Linked DNA regions of Homo sapiens: region 2 is linked to region 1. The links are chromatin loops, found by intact Hi-C in ENCODE. Cell type or tissue: tibial artery. All regions are shown on one strand. Each heading gives the region's core, and the rest is flanking DNA. Links, peaks and the distances in the headings are about the cores only.

Region 1 (12,431 bases), core at 4,077-8,076:
TAAAAACGGAACTACCATGTGACCCAGCAATCCCATTTCTGGGTATATACCCAAAAGAACATAAATTTTCTACCATAAATACACATGCACGTGAATGTTCATTGTAGCACTATTCACTATAGCAAACACATGGATGCAACCTAAATGCCCATCAGCGGTAGAGTGGATAAAGAAAAGGTGTGACATATGACACACACACCATGGAATACTGTGTAGCCAAAAAAAAAAAAAAAAAAAGGAGATCCTGTCCTTTGCAGCAGCATGGATGGAGCTGGAGGCCATTATCTTTAGCAAACTAACCCAGGAACAGAAAACCAAATACCATATGCTGTCACTTGTAAGTGGGAGCTAAATGATGACAACACATGGATACATAGAGGGGAACAACACACACTGGGGCCTACCTGAGGGTACAGGGTGGAAGGAAGGAGAGGGTTAGGAAAAATAACTGATGACTTCTAGGCTTATTACATGGGTGACGAAATAATCTGTACAACAAACCCCACAACATATGTTTTTCTATGTAATAAACCTGCACATATACTCCTGAACTTAAAATACATGTCTATATATATTTTAATATTGACCTCCAGTTCTCTAACACATGCTTGAATATTTTAAATTGTATCATGTACCTTGTGATTGCCCAAGTGTTCACAACTGCTCGTTTCCCCTTTGCTGTGTTGACTAAACTTTAGTCAAGCTACTCTCTTTCTCAAAGTTCAAAGTTCCTTGAACTTTGACTTGCTCCAAAGCCTGAGCAAGATGCAGAAAATGCTTCCGCTGTCAGCTAATTCTGAGGTAAAAGACGCATTTTCTGTCAAACTGCACTGATCATACTGTCTACTCACTTCTTCTTGCTTCCTGAACTTCTCTTTACCAGTTTCTGCTAAGTTCTACTCACTTGTTATTATCAAATAATTTACCATCACATAGTACAATTTATAAGCATTTTTAGTAGTGCTAATTGTTTTTAGAAAGAAAATCCTCGGTTAAATGTATTTAAACTTGGTTCCACACTTGTCAAAGCCTGTTGATGCTATCACTTTAATGTATGCGTTAGGGGATGAGGTTCTTCTTGACACAAGTTGTTATTTTTTAGAAAATTTCACATTTAAAAAAATACTATAGCTTGACTCTTGCATATATTTACTGCCCTTCCTTGGCAACTGGCTTTCAGAAAAATCTTATATAGAATGATTTAAATGTCACGATTTTTTGCTATAGACTTTGTCACATCTAACACAATGAGAAAATTTGACAATTCAGTGTGGGGTGAAAAAAATGAGGAGATAAAATCAATAGTAAAGAAGAGGAGTGGATACTTTTCTTGCATGTTTCACAACTAAATCTGGACTTAAGGACAGTTAGATATATTGGATTTATTATCTGAATCTTATCTCATTGCATTAGGTAATAAAAAGGCCAGTTGTAGAACAAAGAATCAGTAAATATGTCACAGAGCACAAAGCTTAACCTGAAAGGAGTCTATTTTTTTTTTTCTATTCAGCACGTCTCAGTTTGCAAAAAACATTTCAATAAAGTTTCTGTGCAACAGAGGGTAATTAGGAGAAAATGACCTTGAGGTTTATACTGCTTTTAAAACAGCCACTTGGTAAATCTTTGCAGGCATGAATGTCAGCTTAAGATAGATGTTTATAAGAAAACTGTGAAATGCAATATACGAATGGAAACTTCATCTTCATTGCAAATCTTAGGCCTAAAGCTCACTCTTTATCCTCTGATACCGATAAGCATACAACAGCTTTCCTAAGAATTAGTATATGAGTCTGTTAAAATAACTAGTTTAAAGCTCCCATTTTCAAAATAGGTTCTGCTTTTTTAGAAAAATCATATTCTTAAGTCTAAATTTTGTATCAAAGAGATTAGTACCCTGAAAATTAATATGTATGTCAATTTTCATATACACTGACATTTTATAATGTGCCTTAAACCTCAGCTTTTCTAAACAGCATAGCTCCTTCAAATGCAACAATTTTTATGACATAATATTTTCATTTTAAGCCAGTATTTTTGAAAACGAAGAATGGTGATTTCTGTCTAAAACAATAACACTTTCTTGACGATCATAGTTTTCATCTCACATTATTGGTGTAACATATGTATTGTAGGGAGAAATGTTGAAAGTGTTTCTATCACATTTAGTTTTCCCAATCCAATTAGAGTGTCAAGAAACAATTTCTACTGAAACCAAAATGCTCAAACATCTGGTAATTAGACCCGGATCTCTATTATCTATAGAGAGTAACATGAATCGAGATATGATTACTATCACCTATATCAGACTTCTTATTTGTGATTTTAAAAAAATGTACCCCTGAAACATGATACATTTAGTGAATGTATTTCAACTGTAAAGAAGCATGAAACAACCCTCTGGTTGGTATGCATTGGAGTACAAGTAATGACATGGCCTAGTAGTATGATAAAGCGGGAGTTCAGAAAGAATTCTAATAGAGGAATCAGAAAGCTGTAATTTCAGTCTTACACTTCAATCACTAGTTGCGGGACTGGTAATGTTACCTACTTTCCACACCCTTGCTATGAGGATGAATGAAAACAATTTGAGTTAACGTGATTTAAAACCAAGGTATATACCATTGAAATGGGGAAGTTCCCTAATCCCCATTCTAGGACCTGCCACAGGGGTGTGGCTCACCTGCTTGGTTGCCCTGCTGACTGCTCAAACCTTTATGGGAGGGGGAGCATGCAGATAGGCAGGTGAAAAGGCCAGGACGAGTGCTTTGGGCTCCAGCCCCGTGGTAGTGTCTAGGAGTGGGTGCCTGCAAACCCAGTGTTACAAAGCTTTTTCAGCTTTGCTGCCTGCAGAAGGCTTGAGTGTTAACCAGCTCAATCAACCCTCTGACTTTTCACAAGGGCAGAGGGCCAGTGTGACAGCTTTCTATATCCCAAGCTGTTGTCCAGCGTCCGGGAAAAATTGGGTCACACACGGACTGGAAGGATGAATGTAAGGATTTATTGAGAGGTGGAGGTGGCTTTCAGTGGGTTGGATGGGGAGCCGGAATAGGGGGATGGAGTGGGAAAGTGATCTTCTCCTGGAGTCCGGCCGCCCAGCAGCCGGACTCCTTTCCCACTGACCCCAGCCGAACTCCCCTGGGCATTCCAGTGTTCCTCTTTTCTCTTTCTCTACCCATCATTCCACTGTGCTGGTGCTGGTCGGCTTCTGGAAGTTGGGGTTTGGGGTTTATATGGGTGCAGGATAGGGGACATGGCGGGCCAAAAGGCAACTTTTTGGGTGTGAAAACAGGAATGCCTGTCCTCATTTAGGGCAGTAGGTCTTCAGGCTTGAGGTTGGGGCCTTTGCTGGGGAACCGCCCTCTTCTACCCAGGATTTCCCAGTCTCCCAGCCACATCACCATCAAAGTAGAGCCTTATCAATATTTGACAGATCTTAAGAGAAACTATAATTCTTCAATAATAAATTTTGTAAAGACAGTTCCTTACATCACTCCAATGATTTCACTTCAGTTACAAAGCTAGCGTCAGTCACTATGAAGATAAAGAACACCCACATAGAATTTTGTATAGAATTTGACCCCAACATCTATAGTTATACCCAGATTTATGGGGTAGGTGGATAAATCCTTGTAAGAAAACTCTGTAATGCAACATATGAGAACTTTGTCTTCTGGGAATAACTTATAAAATAGGTCACTGAATCCAGATAAAATATTTGTCTTGTGCAATGTAATATTATTAAATGAACAGTATTTAATAAAGAAATTAATAATGAACTAATTCCTAAATAAAAGTGAACAAACCATAAATGTTCACCTTGACGAATCTGCATAAAATAAACACGATGGAATCCCACCTGCAGCAAAAAATAAAATATTACCAACAAATCCAAAGGTCCTCTTCTGCCCTGTCATTGTCCCTCTTTTATCCTGTACAAGTTAATCTCTATTTTGATTTATAAATTTATAAATTAGCATCATGCAGTACGTCCTTTTGATGTCTAGATTCTTACACTCAACATTATATGTAGGAGATACATCCACGTTCATTTGGTAGACAAAGACTAATATTCTTTCTGCCACTATTGATGAGTTTCTATTTCTATGACTTCAAATAACCGGTTTCATATAGTTTGAGATCTTTTGTGTCTGGCTTCATTTTAACAGGATAATGTTTGCTGAGACTATTCAAGATTTTTGCAGTTTATTTGAGACTCATCAAGGTTGTTGCAGTTTCTTTCTTTTTGTTGCTGACAAAAAAAAAAACATTTCAGGTATTTCCACTTCTTGGATAAATACTTAAAAGGAGAATCAATAGGTCATAGAAGTCTGTTGCTTAACTTACAAGAAACTGTGAAAGTATTACCTGAAAGGATCATACTATTATAGTTCCTCCAGCAGTGGATGAGGGTTTATCTACTTCCTCTGCAATATTTGGTACTTGATTTTAGTCATTTTAGTGGATGTGAATTTGTATCATATTATTTATTGCATTTCTCTGATGCCAAATGATGTTGAGGGTCTTTGCTTGTGCTTATCAACCATTCTTAAATTTTCCTTTCTGCAATGTCTTTTCAAGTCTTTTGCTATTTTATGACTTGTTTTGCTATTTCCAAGTCTTTTGCTATTTTGCTGTGTTTCATTTTATTATTGGTTCTAACAAATTATTTATCTATACAGTTATAAGCTTTTTATCAAATACGTATCTTAAAGTAGTTTATTCTAGGTTGTAGCTACAATTTTTGTTCTTTTTAGAAATGTCTTTAATACAACAGATAATTTAATTTTGATAGAGGTAAATATTTCATTTCTAATAATTTATACTTATTGTGTACTATTTTAATCATCTTTGGCTATTCCAAATCTCTAAAACATTTGTTATATATTTTGAATTAATAATTGTATAGCGCAGTGGTCTCCAACTTTTTTGGCAATATCCATAGAAAAAGGATTAAAGAGAATATAATGAAGAATGCATGCCAATAAATATGAAACAGGTAAAGTGGAAAAATTTATAGAAAATTATGTACTACAAAAGATCATTCAAGAAGAAGTAGGTCATCTGAGTAGCCTTACAGTAAAGAAATATATTGTATTCATGTTTGAAAATTCAGACCATAAACAATTCAAATCTAGGCACAGACGGCTTCATTAAAAAGTCAATCAAATGTTTAAGAAAGAAATAATCCCAATTATACAACGTTTTCCAAAAAAGCAGAACAAACACTTCTCAACATTGATGTCCTTCATGAGACTGAAGAGGTTTAATTTGAATAGGTGTTAATTTTTCTTTGCAAATTTTCTTTCTATATCTATTGAGAGGATCATTTGTTGATTCTGTTTTATTCTCTTAACAGAGATAAACATACTTTTATTTTTTAATATTAATTTCCATTTCAATTGTAACTTCAATTTCAATATAAAAAATCAACATGACATTTTATGCTGTGTTATACTCATACTTAAATTTGAACCAATAATAATTGCTATATCCTGAAAAGAATAGTTTTTAAAAATCAATAATAAATAAAATGAATTAAATGGACTTGCAAATAAAAGATAATTAAAAACTAATTACATATTTATTATGCGGAGTGTGAATACTCTGTACAAATATAATTTTTTTTCCTTTGAAGAAATTTTAGTGTGTAATGGCCTATGTTTTAAAGATTGTATTGTCTGACCAAACCACACTCAGGGTGGTAAAAGGAAAGAAAGTTATATTGGGGGTTAAATTATCTTAGTATTAGAAACCAGGCCGGGCGCGGTGGCTTACGCCTGTAATCCCAGCACTTTGGGAGGCCAAGGCGGGTGGATCACGAGGTCCGGAGATCGAGACCATCTTGGCTAACACAGTGAAACCCCGTCTCTACTAAAAATAGAAAAAAATTAGCCGGGCGTGGTGGCGGGCGCCTGTAGTCCCAGCTACTTGGGGGCTGAGGCAGGAGAATGGCGTGAACCCGGGAGGCGGAGCTTGCAGTGAGCTGAGATTGTGCCACTGCACTCCAGCCTGGGCGACAGAGTGAGACTCCATCTCAAAAAAAAAAAAAAAAAAAAAAAAAAAAAGAGAGAGAGAAACCAGACAATAGCTAACAGGTTTTAATTTTTAGATGAATCATACAAACACATGGGCTATTTGGAAATATAGCTTTTCAAATTACATTCTACCTTGATTTTGAAGAATGATGTCTGACATTTGTTAATTCAGTTGTTTATATATTTATCTCATAATTATTTATTGAAAGACTACTAATGTTCTGGCCTTGGGATAAACTTTGGAGATATAACAGTAAATACGAAAGATGTAATTACCACCTTTCTACAGACTAATTTAGAGAGATGGGGAAGATTATAAGAAGAGATAAAATATGAACAGTGTCACTTATGCTATTAAAAACAGGCAGATAGGCTGGGCATGACCGTTCATGCCTCTAATCCCAGCTCTTTAGGAGGCAGAGGGTGGTGGATTGCTTCAACCCAGGAGTTTGAGACCAGCCTGGGCAACATAGTGAGACCCTGTTTCTACTAAGAATACAAAAATTAGCTGGGTGTGGTGGCTCATGCCTCTGGTTTTAGCTGCTCAGGAGGTTGAGGTGGGAGGATCACTTGAGCCCAGGAGGTTGAGGCTGCAGTGAGCCTAGATCACAGCACTGCACTGGGCAACAGAGTGAGATCTTGTGTGTGCGTGTGTGTGTGTGTGTGTGTGTGTGTGTGTTTGTGTGTGTATATATATATATTTATATATACAGCTATAGAAGCACATGATAGGGACATTTAATTCAAACAACAAGTTTGATGAAGAAACTGCATTTTGACTTAGTTTTGAAGGATGACTCAAATTAGCCTGGTTGGTGGAGCTTGTACATGGAAGGAAGAACATTCAGGCAGAAAAACAGCAAGTTCTAAATGAGACAGAGAGCATTTGAGGAAATACAAATCACAAAATTAAAAAAAAAGTTTTTATGGACGTAGCGTGGACTAAGAAATCTTAGGAGGCTGTTGGAGGAAACTTAAGGTATGTGGAATGTAGTAGGAGCAGAAATGGTTAAAAAATGGTATTTGACAAATGTGACTAATTGGATATGAGTGTATATGAGGATGACTTTCACTGCTTTAGCCTTAGAAGCTGAGTTGATTAGAGATAGTATCTTTGAAAGCTGAACTTATGAAGAAGAAGAGTTTCATTTTGGGCATAGTGACTTTGAGGAGCTTGTAATACACCAACGGTTGGTGGTTGGATATATGAGTCTGAGTGGAAGAGGAGACTGAGCAGGACATAAAGATCTGACATCATCAACAGTTAGGTACACAATGGAATTGTGAAAATGAATAAGTTCACTAGAAGAAAATACAGAGAAAGAAAAATCTTGAATGTCTACATTTTAGGGCATCAGAACTTGATTATTATTTCAAGGTATGTTAGTTACTAGCCACAAGATTTAGAGTAAATTATATGACTTGTTAGGACCTCAGTGTTATTCTCTGTAAAATGCAGGGTCTGAGCAATATAATAGAACATATAGCTCTAAAATACAATGAATCCAAGACTCTCTGTTTTAGCCCATTGTTTTAGATAGTCAACACAAAAGTTATATATGCAATTATCCTTTGTTATCCACAGAGGAATTGGTTCCAGGACCCTGTTTTACACATGGATATCAAAATCCATTGATGCTTGTAAAATGGCATAGTATTTGCATGTGACCTTCACACATCCTTCCATATACTTTAAATAATAGATAACATATAACACTTAATACAATGTAAATGCTATTTAAATAGTTGTTATAATGATTGTTTTATATTTGTATTACTTTTTATTGTTGTGTTGCTATTTTCATAGTTTTTTTTTTTTTTGGGATGTGTTCAATTCATGGTTGGTTGAACCCACAGATATGGAACCCTCAGATATGGAGAGCTAAATGTGTAGCCACAGTGGCTAAATGTATATCCACAGCAGCTAAATGTATATCCACAGCGGCTTGGATTGGCTACATCTAGACTGAGAATTTCATAGTCCTAATGCCAGTATATATTTAATAATATTGCATTGATATCTAAGGAACACTGAAAGAATTGTTTACTATTCTCTATGACTGGTACAAATATCTTTGTTATTTTCCAAAGGTGGTTGAGAGAGCATGCATTTATCCATTACCTGCTTTATGCTGGACACTATTAAGAGAACTTTTACTTACCAGAAGGATTGGTCAGTTTAAGAGAGCTACAAAACTTTTTAATTTCTTTATTGATATATTATTTGCCTTTTCCTAGATTTAGCACTTGAGGTTTGTAAAAACAGTAATTTTAATGACAAACAAATATCATATTTTCAAAATGTATCTCATATTATTCACATTAGAATTAATGGTTATCAATAAAATTCAGTTAGTTAAAAGTAGTAAGGGTTAAATTTAAGCTGGTTCCACAGGAGTGAAGTCCTGGTAATCAACTTTCAAACCCATTGCTTTTTCAACTGCTATATTCTCTGAAAAGAAGAGAACCAAAGAAAACTCCACACTATTCACAAAGTTTAGTAGCTTTTGTAAATGCCATCTGCTTCATCTGTTCAGAAAAATCACTTTCATTATATTTCAAGTCCAAAGTCTCTTTTCTTTGTCTGTGACACTTTTTTTTCTTTATCCAGTGAAAGAATCCACACCAATTTTATGGTGTTTTTCTCCTCTTCTCCCTTATAGAATTCTTCATTTTGCCTGGTGAGAAGGGGCGCAAGAACTACTGTTCAATTGACAATTCATTCAATTTTACAAGGCATATTTATTTCTTCCTTCACAATTTCAAAGAGTTTTGGGGGAGGAGAAAAACCTACTTCTATTCACAATTAGGATGGCTCTGTTTGAGTTAAAAATTCCACCCCGTGAAATACCTTTGCTGAGACGTAATGAATAGTGTTAGTAATGTGGAAGAGGCTCAAGTGGATAGAAAATTGTCAAAACTTTCAGTAATCAATAGGCAAATTGTGCTTTAGCCTGAATGACTATTACCAAATAGGCAATTCATCATTTGTTAGCATGTTATAGCTTTTGTAAGAAAATTATTGTAAAACTGGAGCTCTCCCATTTCAAACGTCGCTGTTATTTATTAATGGTTAATTATGAATAGTATTGAGGTAATAGAAAACAGCAATACCTGTTATCTATCTATGTCACTATGCATATTTATCTGTATCTATCTATGTATATGTCATTTTGGAAAAGGCAAGCCTATAGTAAGTTCTGTAATTTTTATTAAAAATAACATAATACTACAAACATGCAAACACACAAATAAAATAATGATATGATATCTAAAGCTGATAATTCCTATTTATTTTGACCTCCTCTTTCTCGTTTGACATGCATTTGAGAAGAGATTAGTGGATTGCAACGGTTATATTAAAATTATAAAAAAGAGTATTAGGGCTCTATAGAGTAACCAACCACAGTTAGGAAGACAGACAAACAGCAAGTTACTCAGAAAATTAGCTTTTGTATGTCTGATAAGAGTGTGTACCTCATGTGAATTCATAGATACATGTTTATTTTGTTTCTATAAGCATTTTTAAAATGATTGCCAATTGCATATTTCAATGTTTTTTCACTGAACAAGAATTACTGATTATAAATAAAAGAAATACAAACTTAAACATCAGAGTAGAGTGATCATCATTAAGGCTGTATCAAGAGTATTTTAATTTTGGTGGATACAAAAATAGAAATTTGGATTACATATTACTACTTTGACAAGGTGTGAAATTTGTTTATTGCATACTTTACTGTTTTAGAAATAATAATGAACTTATGCATGGAAAAGAAGGTATAGTGTTACTTTGTTCCAAAAAAAAAAAAAAAAAGCCTGTATGACACACTCCCTGGATGTAACATGATAGGAACAATATTAGTGCATTGAAAGATATAGATCAAAATAGGTAGGACTTTAAAAGCAATGGAATCAAACACCTGTAATCCCAGCACTTTGGGAGGCCGTGCTTGGTGGAACACTTGAGGCCAGGAGTTCAAGACCAGCCTTGCCAACATGGCAAAACCTCATCTCTACTAAAAACACACAAAAAAGAATTAGGTGGCATGCACCTGTAATCACAGCTACTCAGGAGGCTGAGGCAGGAGAATCGCTTGAACCCGAGAGGTGGAGGTTGCAGTAAGCCAAGGTCACGCCACTGCCCTCCAGCCGGGACAACAGAGCGTGACTCTGTCTCAAAAAAAAAAAAAAAAGAAAGAAAGAAAAAGAAAGAAAGAAAAGAAAAGAAAGCAACAGAATAAAGAACACAGTATCATGCCAGAGTTCTTTTTAACTCTTTTTGGGCAGCAACTGTCATTCCACTCTATTTTTATCTTACTCTCATTAACTTTTCCTACTATGTTGATTTTTTTAAAAAAGAAAATTTGTAAAAATCAATGAAAAAAACTTGCAATGAAGAGACTCAACAAACTAAAATAATTTAAAATGATTACTAAAATAATCTTGTAATAAATGTATTTCCCCAGAAAACTTTTCCCTATCATCAAAATTTCTTATACAAAGGAAATGTACATATAGAGCCAAGAGAAAATATATGTATTTAGATACTTAGGAAAACAAATAATATTAGAGAGAAAAATTATTTTGAAAAGAAAAATAATAAAATGCACAAAATACAGACAAATATAACCTGATAATTGTGGTAACAGAAACATTTTGACTAAACTATCAAAATTATTTTTTAACATTTTAGTAATTTTATGATATCGATAGACCCAAATTGGTGTTACTTCATCAACATTCTTTTTCTCATGCATAGACATTCTTTTGTTATTACTCACAACTGAATGAAGAAACAGGAAACAGATGGAGAAAACTCACTTAAGTTCAATGAATATGCGTTAAATATTTATCCTACAGAGAAAACTGTGAAAATAACTCAATAAATACATACTAAACTTCACTAACCTAAAGATTAGTGATTTGTTGATACAAAAAGGAATGAAAGAAAGAAACAGTTATGAGAGAGACAGACAAACAATTGCAGAATATACTGAGACTTACTTCCTTTTATCTCCTTCTAAATTATTTTTTCATCAGGTTAAACTAATGTACAGTGTCTTAGGAAATTAAAGACTATTTTTGAGTGATTTAGAAAATTAGTTTCTCTGAGTGATTTTACTACATTATGAATCTTCAAGTAACATTTTATTAATTTAATGTAGCTTAAGATATTGGAAATAACTGAGGCATAAATAAGAAACAGCACAAGGACCCTCTGCAGAAGAAGTCAGTAAGTACTGCAGTACCAAAGAATGGAAAGGCCAAGCATCAGCAGAAAAAATTGACCATGTAACACATGGAAGGAAAGAGTTTAATTTAAGCCATCCATCCATCTAGTGTTTAGAATGAAATTTGAGGTTCAATGGACACCTGTTAAGATATAAACCATATTCTAGTTTGTGATTAAAAGATGCTGGTCTTAGGCTTCCACCCTATTTTATTGGAACCTTGACTTAATAGTGCAGTTGCCAAATTGTGCCACAATTAACAAGAGTAGTACTTCACTTGACAAGTTACAGGGAAATTATCAATATTACACTTCCTCCATATAGCAGCCTTGCAAACAATTGCACAATGCAAATAGACCACAAATTATCTTTTGGACTTTTCAAATAGGCATTGCTCTTCAAAATTTATTTCTCTTCTACCATTCGAATCTCATAGTTCTTTTAACTAGTATGGAGTAATCTTGAAATTGAAGAACCCTTTAAGTTTTCCTGCGATTAATTTTTTTCCATCAAGTTTAAAACTGTAATTTCTAGGAATGAAAAATAAATTCTCATGATCTGAGCTCGAAAATAATTCAATACGGTCCCTATGATAGGCAGAATTAAGATTCCTGATCCTTGGTATACATGCTGTATATAATCCCCTACCTTTCAATGTGGTTGGGACTCAGGAATATGATGGAATATTATTGTCATGTTTAGACTACTTATCAGTTGACTTTGAGTCAATCGAAAGGAATATTACAATGAGTCAGCCTTACATATTCAAGTGAGCCCTTCACAAGACAGTGAAGTATTAAAGAAATGCTCTCCCCATGTTCTAGAAGAAAGCAAATGGCAATATTTATTATTATTATTATTATTATTATTATTATTATTATTGAGTTAGAGTCTCTCTTTGTAGCCCAGGCTGGAGTGCAGTGGTGCAATCTCGGCTCACTGCAACCTCCACCTCCAGGTTCAAGTGATTCTCCTGCCTCAGCCTCCCAAGTAGCTGGGATTACAGGTGCACGCCACCATGCCCGGCCGATTTTTGTATTTTTAGTAGAGACGGGGTTTCACCATATTGGCCAGGCTGGTCTCAGACTCCTGCCCACACTCTTGACCTCACTTGATTCGTCTGCTTCTACCTCCCAAATGCTGGGATTACAGGCATGAGCCA
Region 2 (12,431 bases), core at 4,329-8,328, 55 kb after region 1:
TGTGTGTGTAGATAGATAGATACACAGATATATATATATATACACACAAACACCGTAGTTTGTTTTATCTGCTGATTTATAGGTGGATTAAATTAAACTCTCAAGATAGGATGGAAATATTTTTTTCCCAGTAGGTAAACGCTTGGAGAATTTTATGCATTTGGTTTAATGGTATATTTCTTATTTAGTTGATTTGTTCACAGCTAATTTATTATATGAAAGACAGTAATGAATTTCTGATCAAAGTTAAAAATACTTGGAAGACTTAAGAAAGCATCTATTTGAGATTTACTTTCCAAAAAGAATAGTGCCCTTAGATATCTCTCTTGCAGTCTCATAACTTACTGCCAAGTTAAAAAGCACAGTGAAAGATCAGCAGACAAATGACACCATTAAAATTTGCAACTTCTTTTTGAAAATAATTTGTCTTTTGCAAAGTTTTAGGAATTGCTTATAATTTTTTTTTTCTGTTTAGTTTCCCTTTTCCTGAGTATTCAACTTGGAATCCTTTGAAAGTACTTATTGAATACTTCTAATGTGTCAGGCATAGTATTCTACCTGAAAATACAATTTAGCAAATGATTAGACATTATTATGCACATATTTTTACGAACAATTACAATCAAGCACAGTGTCATAAAGGCAAAACCGGACTCCTGTGAGGATTTGAATAGTAGGGGATATCCTGGTGTGGGCTCAGGTAGGGCTGACTTCTTTTGCCACACAACGCCTGTGCTCACTCTCCTGACCATGTTTTCTGATCTTGCCCCCAAGTTTATGGCTCTGTTGGTGTAATATTGGCATAGTTTTCTCACTTTTTTTTTTTTTTTTTTTTTTTTTTTTTTTTTTTTTTTGAGACGGAGTCTCGCTCTGGCGCCCAGGCTGGAGTGCAGTGGCGGGATCTCGGCTCACTGCAAGCTCCGCCTCCCGGGTTCACGCCATTCTCCTGCCTCAGCCTCCCAAGTAGCTGGGACTACAGGCGCCCGCCACTACGCCCGGCTAATTTTTTGTATTTTTAGTAGAGACGGGGTTTCACCGTTTTAGCCGGGATGGTCTCGATCTCCTGACCTCGTGATCCGCCCGCCTCGGCCTCCCAAAGTGCTGGGATTACAGGCGTGAGCCACCGCGCCCGGCCTCTCACTTTTGATATTCTTATTTTCATATACTGAACAAAATTGTCTCCAATCTGGCATAACATAGGCGTATGTAGGTTGCAAGAGTGTATATGGTGACCAAGACTACTTTTCTTAGAGGGTGTAGTGACAGAGTGTTAAGAGTATGGACTGCCGGTTCTCAAATGTTCATTATTTAATAAACTATCTGTGTGACGCTTAGGTAAGTCACACTAACTTTGTGAGTTTTATCACCAATAAAATGTGAATAATAATAACACCTTTTTCATCAGTTGGCAAAGATTGAAAAAAGTGATATGTGTAAAGCAATTAAAAGAGTGCCTGATGAATAATAATTACTATGTATTTGTTATCTATTACTAGACAATTTTTCAATCTCTATACTGGCTACAATTAAGCTACAAGTAGAAAGTATAGGATAGCCTTTAATGACAAAAACAGCTTTGCTAATACTTAAGTTTTTTACTCCTTTAATGTTTGCAGCAAGTGAATATCATCTTTGTCCTTTGCTAGTCAACATATTCAAGAAGCAACAAATGCACGTTTGTTTTGTTTTGTTTTGTTTTCTTTGAAATGCTGCCATGGTTTTATCATCTTGTTCTTTGCTCACTGCAGATAATTTGTGATCACTGCTTAAGTGATGTTAAGTAAGTTCCACTGGCTGGGTGTGGTAGCTCATGCCTGTAATCCCAACACTTTAGGAGGACGAGGTGGGTAGATCATGAGGTCAGGAGTTTGAGACCAGTCTGGCCAACAAAGTGAAACCTCGTCTTTACTAAAAATACAAAAAATTAGCTGGGCGTGGTGGGCACCTGTAATCCCAGCTACTCAGGAGGCTGAGGCAGAATAGCTTGAACCTGGGAGGCTGAGGTTGCAGTGAGCCGAGATCGTGCCATTGCACTCCACCCTGGGTGACAGTGCAAGACTCCCTCTCAGAACAAAAAAAAAAAAAAAAAAAAAAAAAAAAAAAAATTCCACGTCTTTTCTGGCCAAAAAACAAAACAAAACAAAAAGAACTGAGTGGTATGCCACATGAGGAGTCCTCTTTGTGTGATTGTCTATGGGACTCAGTGAAGATGTTTAGGTATTCCATCTGTGAACAGAGAGAAAATGCAGACTTCCGTCGATATACACTAGTCTCTTATAGTATTGATTTTGAGAACCAAAGAATTTAAACATTAACATGACAAAAAATTTAATGGGTATAGTTTGATCAAAAGCCAAAGTACAGTAAATTGATATCATAGACATGCAGTCTTCAAAAATGAATGTATTCCAGCCAGAAAATTGAATAATCTGTCTCTAAACAAGCCATTTCTAGGAATCATAATATCCATCCCATTTTAATAACAGACAGATGGAATATTTCTTTTGTAATTACTTACTTCTTTTTAAACTGAGTTACTGACTGTAAGATTCTAGCTGGCATCAAAATAAAATCTTCTAAAAAGGTGTATCTTCCCTTGTGGTTGATACCTCACAGAAAATAGATGTTTCATCCTTTCCCAGCTATATGATTTCTTTGATTTTACCCAAATAAGACATCAGTGTCAGCGTGTTAGCTTACAGTTGCAGTGTGCTTAGAAGTTATTTCATGCCAAGTCTTAAAGATTTTGAGGTACTATAGTGTACAATAGTGAACTCCCACAGACACATTCTGTTAAGTGTCTGAGGTCTTCCTGTCTCAATACAGCAGTTCAACATATATCCTACAATTCCATCTTGTGAGCTAACAACGTCCTCTAGGAACTGCCATTACTAGAAAACAGTTTATTGCACTCACTACTAGTTTATAGGATCAGGGAAAAATACAAGTATTGCTTATACCTCTTTAGAAAAGAAATCATATGAACAGCACATACCAATTAATGATTAATGAAAGATTTGTGCGTCACATATTGAGAACAATATTTAACTGTATGTTAGTAGAAAATCATTTCAATAAACGGATATCTATATTGCCCTGGTTCTATTGAGTGCTGGAAAAGAATGTGAGATGCCTTTTTTGTCTTCTTTTAGAAAAATGGAGAATCAATTTGTATTAATACCACTGTATAAAAATAATATACTATATAAATATATTCAGATCATTTCTCATTTTGTCATACTCTTCACTGAGGTTTATAGTTTTATTATTTGGTTTCAGAAGTTACTTGATATAAAAACTAAATTTTTTTACTTAGTGACCATGGCAATGTGACGTCTAGGACATACAGAAACCATCAGTCAAATCAAATGTTAAGAATTTGAAAAATGATGAAAAACACCAGGTTGGGACTGTGCTGAGCTAGCTTATTTGGGTTTCGCTTGGTTAGGAAGCGGAACTAGATAAACTCTAAAGCATTTGCTTCCTTTGATCACTTCCAAGCATTAAAACAGACTGCAAGCATCACTGAATAATAAACTAAATTGTATGTACTGAGTATTTAAGGTTCATGAATAACAGACACCATTACACAGGACTGAAAAATACACATTATATTATTTTTATTGGGTTAAATGTGGAAATAATTGAAAAACAGTATTGTTGAGCTAAACAGTGCCTAAAATGCATACAATTATGCCTATTTCCAGATATGCTTTATTTTTTATAAACACTAGTGCCTTAAACCTGAGCAAAACTGAGCCTCATGTTATAATTTGCTGTTTTTTCAAGTGGCTGAGTAAGAATGTATCACATTTCTGAAATTCTTTCACTGTAAGTAAATATTTAGAAAAAAAAATGAGAGAAATCTAAACATTTTTTGAATATGGTTACAAAAAGTTGTGATAACTTCTTTGTTTTCTTTGTCAGTTATTACATGAAGTTATTACAACTTTATATAATAAAATACATTTTCAGCATTAGATTTTATATAGAGATTATACTTCTTAATCAATTTTTAACAACGAGCCAATGTTCTTCATAGAATGGTGACTTAATATCAATTCTAGCTAGTACCAGAGTTTGTAATTTATTAACATTTTCAAAATCACTCTATTTATCCACTTGCAAATCTCATTCACAAGTTATCAAAATATGCTGAATGAACTGCATTATATATTCAAGTATATATCAATTATACATATGTAAGTCCTTATTAGTATATTTAAGTACTTATTTATATACTTAAATACACATAATTTAACTATATTTAAATATCTAGATATTTAAATATATCTGTGTACGTAAATGGTTAACATTACAACATTAATAGCAGTAATATTATTAATAAAAATAAATATTTAGGCTGAAGTTCAGGAAATCAGACCAGTGCAACTTAGAACCTAAAGAACTGGCCTAATCTGAGTGAGTCATTTGACTACTTTACACTTTTTATATTATTAAACAATTGAAATTGGGCTAAATAATGTTTAAATTACTTCGTAGCTTGGAGTTTGTATGTGTCTGTCTCCAGTGTTTGAAAACCTTGATTCCAAAACTGGCTCTGCCACGATTATCTGAGTGGCTTTGTCAGTTATTTAATGTCTGTCTCAATTTATTCATTTGTCAAATGAAGATAATAATAGTATTTCCTTCGTAGGTTTTTGCAGAGATTGATTGTGCAGCTCTTATACAGTGCCTCGCATAATGAAAAAATTCAATTAGTATTAGCTATGTTTGAATTTGCTGTTAGCATCAAGTTTAATTTCTGAATAATATAATGCCTATTTATTCTAGACACTTTATTTCTATACCACCCAATGGTGCTTAGTTGCTTACTCTTCTTATATACCTGTTAAAATAAATTATTCTATATACTTCAGTTTCTTGTTGCACTGTCTGATGCTTACTGTGTTATCTACATGCTAATTTCTTTTTTAAGAACCAAGATTTCTTCCGGACCTGTGGGCTCTCATTGGCTAGTGGAATTACTTGTTGGATAATTAAAGATGATATTCAGCCATATTTATGTGAAGAATTTTTTTTTCTTGACACTGAGTCTCACTTTCTTTCGCTGGCTGGAGTGCCCTGGTACAGTCATCAGCTCACTGCAGCTTTGAATTCCTGGGTTCAGGTGATCCTCCCACCTCAGCCTTCCTAGTACCTGGAATGACAGGCCTATGCCACCATGCCCAGCTGACTTGGAAAAAAAATTTTTCTAGAGACAGGATCTCACCATCTTCACCAGGCTGGTCCCAACTCCCAGCTTTAAATAATCCTCCTGCCTCAGCTTTTCAAAGCTCCCGCATTATAGGCATGAGCCACCATACCCAGCCAAGACTCTTAACATAATATTCAAAAATTATTTTATTGATTAAAAATAAAACAAACACATGCAAAATCAAAATAAAATTTACAAAAGTTACAACTTCTGTAAATAAGAAGTTAAATAAGTTACAACTTCTGTATTAAAACTTTCCTGCCCTAAGAAAGTTAAAAGTGCTTTTTGCACTGAATGGATCAGTAACATAATAAAATAACTCTTTCAATGTCCTTACAGGTTTCTTCTTGATACATTTCATTTAAATAATTCTACTTTCTCTAAACATAGTTTTTAATTTTCAGGTTTTCTAGAAATCTGGAAAACAGCAACATAATAGGTCTCAAGAATATTAATTACAGAAAATATGTATTATTCACCCCAATTAAATTCAAAATCAGGAACAATTTCACAACCTCTGTTTGTTAACATTCACAACCCTTACAAAAAAGACTCATACTAAAAACTTTGCAAAAACAACATAATTGTTGGGGTGATCAGGCCCAAAACCAGGCTGCGGGGGCTACAAAGTCTGGCAGAGTCAAAGTAATGAGAAAAGACAAGTTAAGAGTACATAAAGTGGGTCCAGGAGGCCAATGCTAGATTGGAGGCTGTGAAGGCCCTGAGTTCTGGGAGCCCACACTATTTATTGGTGATCAAACAAGCAAGCAGGTGGTGAGGATGTGCAGACGTGAGGATAAACAGGTGAGGATGTGAGGACGTGGGGGTAGAAAGGTAGTGGTGCATTAAGCAAAGCTGTGATGGTTTAGCATTTTCGTTGATGCATATAGAATATGTTCTGCTGCTTGAGATAATAAAGGACATGTTTATGAGTAAGAAGCAAGGAACTAACAAGTCTGTGCACATTCCAGAGGCTACCAGGGGTTTTATGCCCTGAGCCCTGGGTTCCATCCAAGCCACAAGGGGTTTTATGCCCTGGGCTTAGATTTGTGGTGCGGCAGGGTGGCCTTCCATCCTTTGGCAAAGAGCTTGGTGTTCCAAAGGCCACGAGGGGTTTTAGACCCTTGACCCTGGACATCTTCCAAGACTCTTTTATATTATGACAGACAAGGCAGTCCTGCCTCAGCTCTTCTACCAACAATAACAAGTTTTAAACAAAGACATAATTTTCATTTAGTGTATTTAACAAAATCTCCTTCCAACTTCCTTCTCTCTCTTCCTTCTTCTATTTCAGTGTTTGTTACTTGGAAACTATGGACGTCAGGGAAGTTACCTAACCCTACTGCAATTCAATTTGCTTATCATTAAAATAGTGATAGCACAGTTAAAAAAAAAAAAATATATATATATACTAGGCCAGGTGCAGTGGCTCACGCCTGTAATCCCAGCACTTTGGGAGGCCGAGGCAGGCGGATCACGAGGTCAGGAGATCGAGACCATCCTGGTGAACACAGTGAAAACCCATCTCTGCTGAAAATACAAAAAAAAAAAATTAGCCGGGCGTGGTGGCGGATGCCTGTAGTCCCAGCTACTTGGGAGGCTGAGGCAGGAGAATGGTGTGAACCCAAGAGTCAGAGCTTGCAGTAAGCCAAGATGGCACCACTGCACTCCAGCCTGGGTGACCAAGTGAGACTCTGTCTCAAAAAAAAAAAAAAAAAAAAAAAAATATATATATATATATGTATATATACACATATATATACACACACACACATATATATATATATATATATATATATATATATACTAGTAGAAAATTGCCAAGGGTTAAATCAGGATTAGTTAATACTACTAAATAAAGGTTACTTTTCTGGTTTCTGTAATTAAGCTATAATTACATAAGATATTATCATTAGAGGATGCTGGGTGAAGTGGGTGAGGGAATTCTCTGTATCATTTTTGCACATTTGTAAGTCTAAACTGACTTCAAAATAAAAAGTTAGAAGAAAACATGTATCTAATAACCCAAATAGTTCCTGACTATATTAAGAACTCATAACTAAATAAAACAATGAACTTGGTTGAAAATTATGGGCAAAAGATTTCAACAGATAGTTGAACAAAGAAAATACAGATGACAAATAAGCATGTGAAAAGATGCTCAGGGGAAATGCAAATTAACACTACGGTGAGACACCACTGCAAAGAATGGCTAAAACTAAAATAGCCTATATTAGAGCCACATCACATCATGTACCTGAAAAGATGCATCCACTTTGGGGAAAAAAATTTAAAATGGCACTTTTTTTTTTCTTTTTGAGATGGAGTTTTGCTCTTGCTGCCCAAGCTGGAGTGCAATGGTGCGATCTCAGCTCACTGCAACCTCTGCCTCCTGGGTTCAAGTGATTCTCCTGCCTCAGTCTCCTGAGTAGCTGGGATTACAGGTGCGGGCCACCACACTTGGCTAATTTTTTGTGTTTTTGGTAGAAACTTGGTTTTCCCATGTTAGCCAGGCTGGTCTAGAACTCCTGACCTCCGGTGATCCACCCACCTCAGCCTCTAGATTACAGGTGTGAGCCACTGCGCCTGGATGGCACTTTCATATAAAGTTAGTAACACACTTGGCATACAAAAGACCAATCCTATCCTTAGATATTCACCCAACAGAAGTAAAGACATATGTCCACCAAAACTTGTAGCCCAATGTTTACAGTGCTTGATTTGCAATTGCCAACACCTGGAATAAATCCAGATGTTCATTTACTGGTAAATGAATTAAAGAAATACTATACTCATGCAATGGAATATTAGTAAGTAATATAGAAGGAGCTACTGACACATGCAACAGCATGGAAGAATATCTAAAATCAAAACAGAACAATAATACTATGATAAGTAAAAGAGTCTAATGAAAGAAGCAGGCACAAAACCTATGTATGTTGTGCTTTCATTCATATAAAATCTAGAAAGCAAAGATATAGTGACATAAACCAGAGTTGTGGTTGCTGGACCTAGGGATGGAGAATAGCATACTAAGTAGGACAAAGCCATGAGATAATTTTTCAAGGTGATGGAAAGTTATATATGATGATTGTAGTAATATGTATATGATATCATGATTCCTTAATTTTTACACCCAAATTTGTTGAATTTTATATATAAGTAATACCTCAACAGACTGATTATTTAAATAATTTAAATACCCAGTGAAAGATAGAACCAAAAAGCTCACATATCTTCCTTTTAAGCTAATGACAATGTATTTATTAGTTATTTATTTGTTAAACGGGCTAACTTACAAAATAAAATAATGTTTGCTGTGTAATATAGAAACAATTATAAGTATTTAATCAGAAGTATAAAAGAGGCTATGCTGAAATACAAATTCATAGAAGAATATAATATATCAAGAAGTAGGAAAAAGGAGAGGAAGAAAATATGAAATGAGTAGTGTGATAAGAATTTTGCTGAAATTAGCTTAGATTCATAATATGCATTGTATAGTGAAATAAATGAGAGAGATGTAAAAGTTCTGCATATAACTACACAGTGTTTTAGAAAGGGAGCAAAATTCACCGAATTACTCTTTCATATATATATTTTTTATTTTAAAAATGTTAAAAGATGACAAAAGTGCTCACTTACCAAATAAAGTAGTGCCTCTTGATAATGACCTTCCCCTTAAAAAAATAACAAAATAACTTGTTTGTGGGCAGTTTCTTCTTTTTTATATTCTTTTTCAAGTTGCTGTGTGATCCTAACAGAAAAAGAAAGGCGTTCTTACAGTGGTTCAATTCATAGGGTTTCTAAATAATATAGATTGTCTGGTACTGAGATAGTTAAAAAGCTATATGTAAAGGCCTCAAAGCCATAACATTCATTTTAAATTTGCTCACTGAAATGGATTCTTTGTTGAGAAATAATTCTTGAGTATAACAGATTTTTTCTAGAGCCCTAAAATTTTTATCCATATTAACCATAGTGACCACATTTGTAAGGTTTCTCACCAGTTATCACCTATGGGGTAGCCAGTAAGATAGGAACCCTTCCCAGATGCTTTTTCACATTTCTTACAAAAGAGTTTCTTGCCACTGTAACCAACCTGTGCTTGGGAAGTCATGAGTCATGTGGAAAGGCCTTCTGACACTCCTTGTATTCATTGATTTTCACCTGGATGAATTCTCAGATACTGTGAAAAAAACTATCAACTATTAAAGGCCTTCACACATTTCTTGTATTTCAGGGTTTGTCACCATTGTACATTATCCAATGATAAAATAAACTGTGTGTATGAACTAAATGCATATCTAGATTTTCAACATTCATATAGTTTCTCACCGAAGGACTCTCTGATTTTGAGTAGATCTGAGCCAAAAATACGGTTATTTCTATAATTTTTACCTTCGGAGCATTCCATTCATTATTAATAGTTGTGTGTAGGATAAAGAATATATGCTAAGAGTGAGCATGTCTAGGTGATTATTACATAATTGAAATGTCTTCTTGAGATCCATTATTTTTGTTTGTTTGTTCAAACTGGATATCCTATTTCTAATAATCTCTTCAGCAACAGAATTCAGATTCATCTATTTAATGTTTCCATTTATTCATAATTTTCCATTTGAATGATTCTATTTTGTCTGTTTCAGTTTTGCAAGATAATTTCTTGCTCTTATCCCTTGATTTTTAGTCTAACTACAAACCTCCTGTCAGCTTTCTATCATCTATCCTGCGGTTACTCCAATAATGGGGTTTAAAAAATTGGAAATATTAAGTCCCATTAACATCAAGTATCTGAAGGTTTCCTGTATAAAACCTCTGATTAGAGTGATTCTCATCCCCCCTGAGTGAAATCTGCAATCACACCACTGAAAATGACTGGTTCATGGGCCTTGTCGTTTACATTCTCAAGAGGTGATTGGTTCTCTTTGAGACTATTCTGTTTTTTTTGGGGTTTTTTTTTTTTTTTTTTTTGTTTTTGCAAAATACATCCTGAGAAGTCAAGGCCACATGACACCTTGTGTGTTATGTGGTTCTTATAGCTAGGCTTTATTTCTTTTTAAAAATTATTTTCTATCTTTTTATTGAGACTGGGTCTCATTCTATTGCCCAGGCTAGAGTGCCATGGTGCTATCTTGGCTCACTGCAACCTCTGCTTCCTGAGCTCAAGTGAGCTCAAGTGATTCTCTCACCTCAGCCTCCTGAGTAGCTGGGACTGCAGGCACACGCCACCACCCATGGCTAATTTTTTTTTTTTTAAGAGGTGCAGTTTTGCCATGTTGTCCACGCTGGTCTCTAACTCCTGAGCTCAAAGTATCCTCTTGCCTCTGCCTCCCAAAGTGCTGGGATTACAGGTGTGAGCCACCATGCCTGGCCGTATATGCCTTTTTAAATTGTAGAAAAATAATGACGCTATGAGACCATATATCAAATTAGAGAAAAGATTATTATTTTAAAATTCAGGACTGATATTCTACTCAGTAATCCTTATCTTATTTGCTCTTGGCTTTGTACGTGATTCACTAATGACTAAATAAAACAATATTTCTTATTTCCAACCAATCATGATGAGTTTCTGTCTGTATCCTTTTTATTAATCCTGAATTTCAGGATAATATCTAAAGGAAAGTTTTTTTGTTTGTTTGTTTGATTGGTTTTATTGCTGTTTTTGGTGATAGTTAATGTCGCCATTATTTCACAATATGCCTTCTTAAAGTTTATTTCTCTATGCGTATGCTTTCTTATATTTCTAATGATGAGTTGAATAGAAATGCTAAAGATATAGGGAATGTGTGATATTATGGTCATACAAAGCACATGTGATACTAGTCAATAACTTCCATCACTAGAGATACATTTCGCTTGTTCAGGAATAACTTCACTTTCTTTCAAGGAAGGCAACACACTTAACTGGAGACCACCAGCAGACTGCTCCTAAACCACATTGGTTTGAAAATGATCATTAAACAGCATGCAGCCCAAGAGTTTCCACAGTGCCTCAGTTGTCTTTCTTTAATTTTATTAGATTGTTTGGGCAACAGGAGACTTAAAAACTTGACCATTTCATTCAAAGTAATTGGCCTTTGAATTCACAGCTTGAAAATCTCAATTGATAACATACTATAGCTTTTTAGATAGACAACTATATGTATATATATATGATAGTTAACTCCAAACTAGATACATTGAGAAGTCTTAATATATGGAAAAAGTTAGTCCTTCAGAAAAATGACATCATCTTTGAAATAACACTGTGACATCAGTTGTTAGTTTAAAATAACCCTCAAAATAAATATTTGTGAATAGCAACTGATTGCTACATCAAATGCTACTACAAATGCTACCTACATTGTACAATATTAACACAAAAAGATACCTCCCACCTTCAGTGTCTTCTTTACAGATCAAAACTTCTCTGAAACTGTAACATTTTAATAAATAACACCTTCTATCCACAATTTTTTTCTTAAATAGAAATTTTAATGAATTCATCCTTTCTGACATTTGCATTTGTCTTTAAATGCCACAAGATAACAGAGTTTTAATCATTCCAAATAGCTTTTTAATTATAGACCTAATTACTTTTGCAGAAAGTTAAGCTCCGCAAACAGGAATAAAACGATTTGCTTGCACTTTCTGTGAAGAATGATGTTGTGCTTTTGATTTAGGTATCTGGTAAATTCACTCGGTCAGTTTTATCTGACTTTTTAGTATTAGGAGGAAGACTTGAGTTTTAAGAGAATTTGACATTATGCAGTGTGAACCAAGCAGTGTTGTTTTAATTAACTATAGAATCAGAGAAGGAGTTAGAGGTGCTCTGCACAAGAAATAACAGATTAGTAACTGTTAATTCCAGCCTGTAAGGCAGCACCAGAGGCATGAGTATTTCAGTCTCCAGGGAACATTAGGTTGTTTTTCTTCGAGTTAATGAAGGAATTTACTTGTATAAAGTTCTTGACAAAAAAAAAAAAAAAAGAGGATTGCTATTTTGAAGCTAGGTTCTGAGTGAGGAATCAATTAATGATCTGTAGAAAAAAACTACTAAATTATTTATTTTAGTAGGTGTTAAAGATTTGTTTCTCTCTTATATGCTTCCAATAGCCAGCCTCAAACAGCTAATTTTTGAGAGTATAGTAACAGATAAATGAGAAATTTGTTGTCTTTAGCTGTCCTGCTTAACTTTTATAAAAGCTGATTTGTAAATTCTGAAAAT

What was found. A loop is a pair of places that touch in the nucleus more often than their neighbours do. Peaks named below come from ENCODE experiments on the same cell type or tissue, not always from the same donor. Only the 100,000 strongest peaks of a DNase experiment are listed, where the experiment ranks them.
Region 2: a loop joins it to region 1, with 2.9 times the contacts of the local background. A loop is called at or near these places in 1 of 110 quality-filtered maps.

The regions. Positions count from the first base shown.
Region 1 is chr18:30,093,152-30,105,582 of GRCh38, reverse strand. No RefSeq gene overlaps it. Among named protein-coding and RNA genes, the nearest start is that of MIR302F, 200 kb to the left of the region's middle. In tibial artery, for the core only: no CTCF peak of the experiment used is centred there; a DNase peak (open chromatin) is centred at 6,484.
Region 2 is chr18:30,038,430-30,050,860 of GRCh38, reverse strand. No RefSeq gene overlaps it. Among named protein-coding and RNA genes, the nearest start is that of MIR302F, 250 kb to the left of the region's middle. In tibial artery, for the core only: no CTCF peak of the experiment used is centred there; no DNase peak of the experiment used is centred there.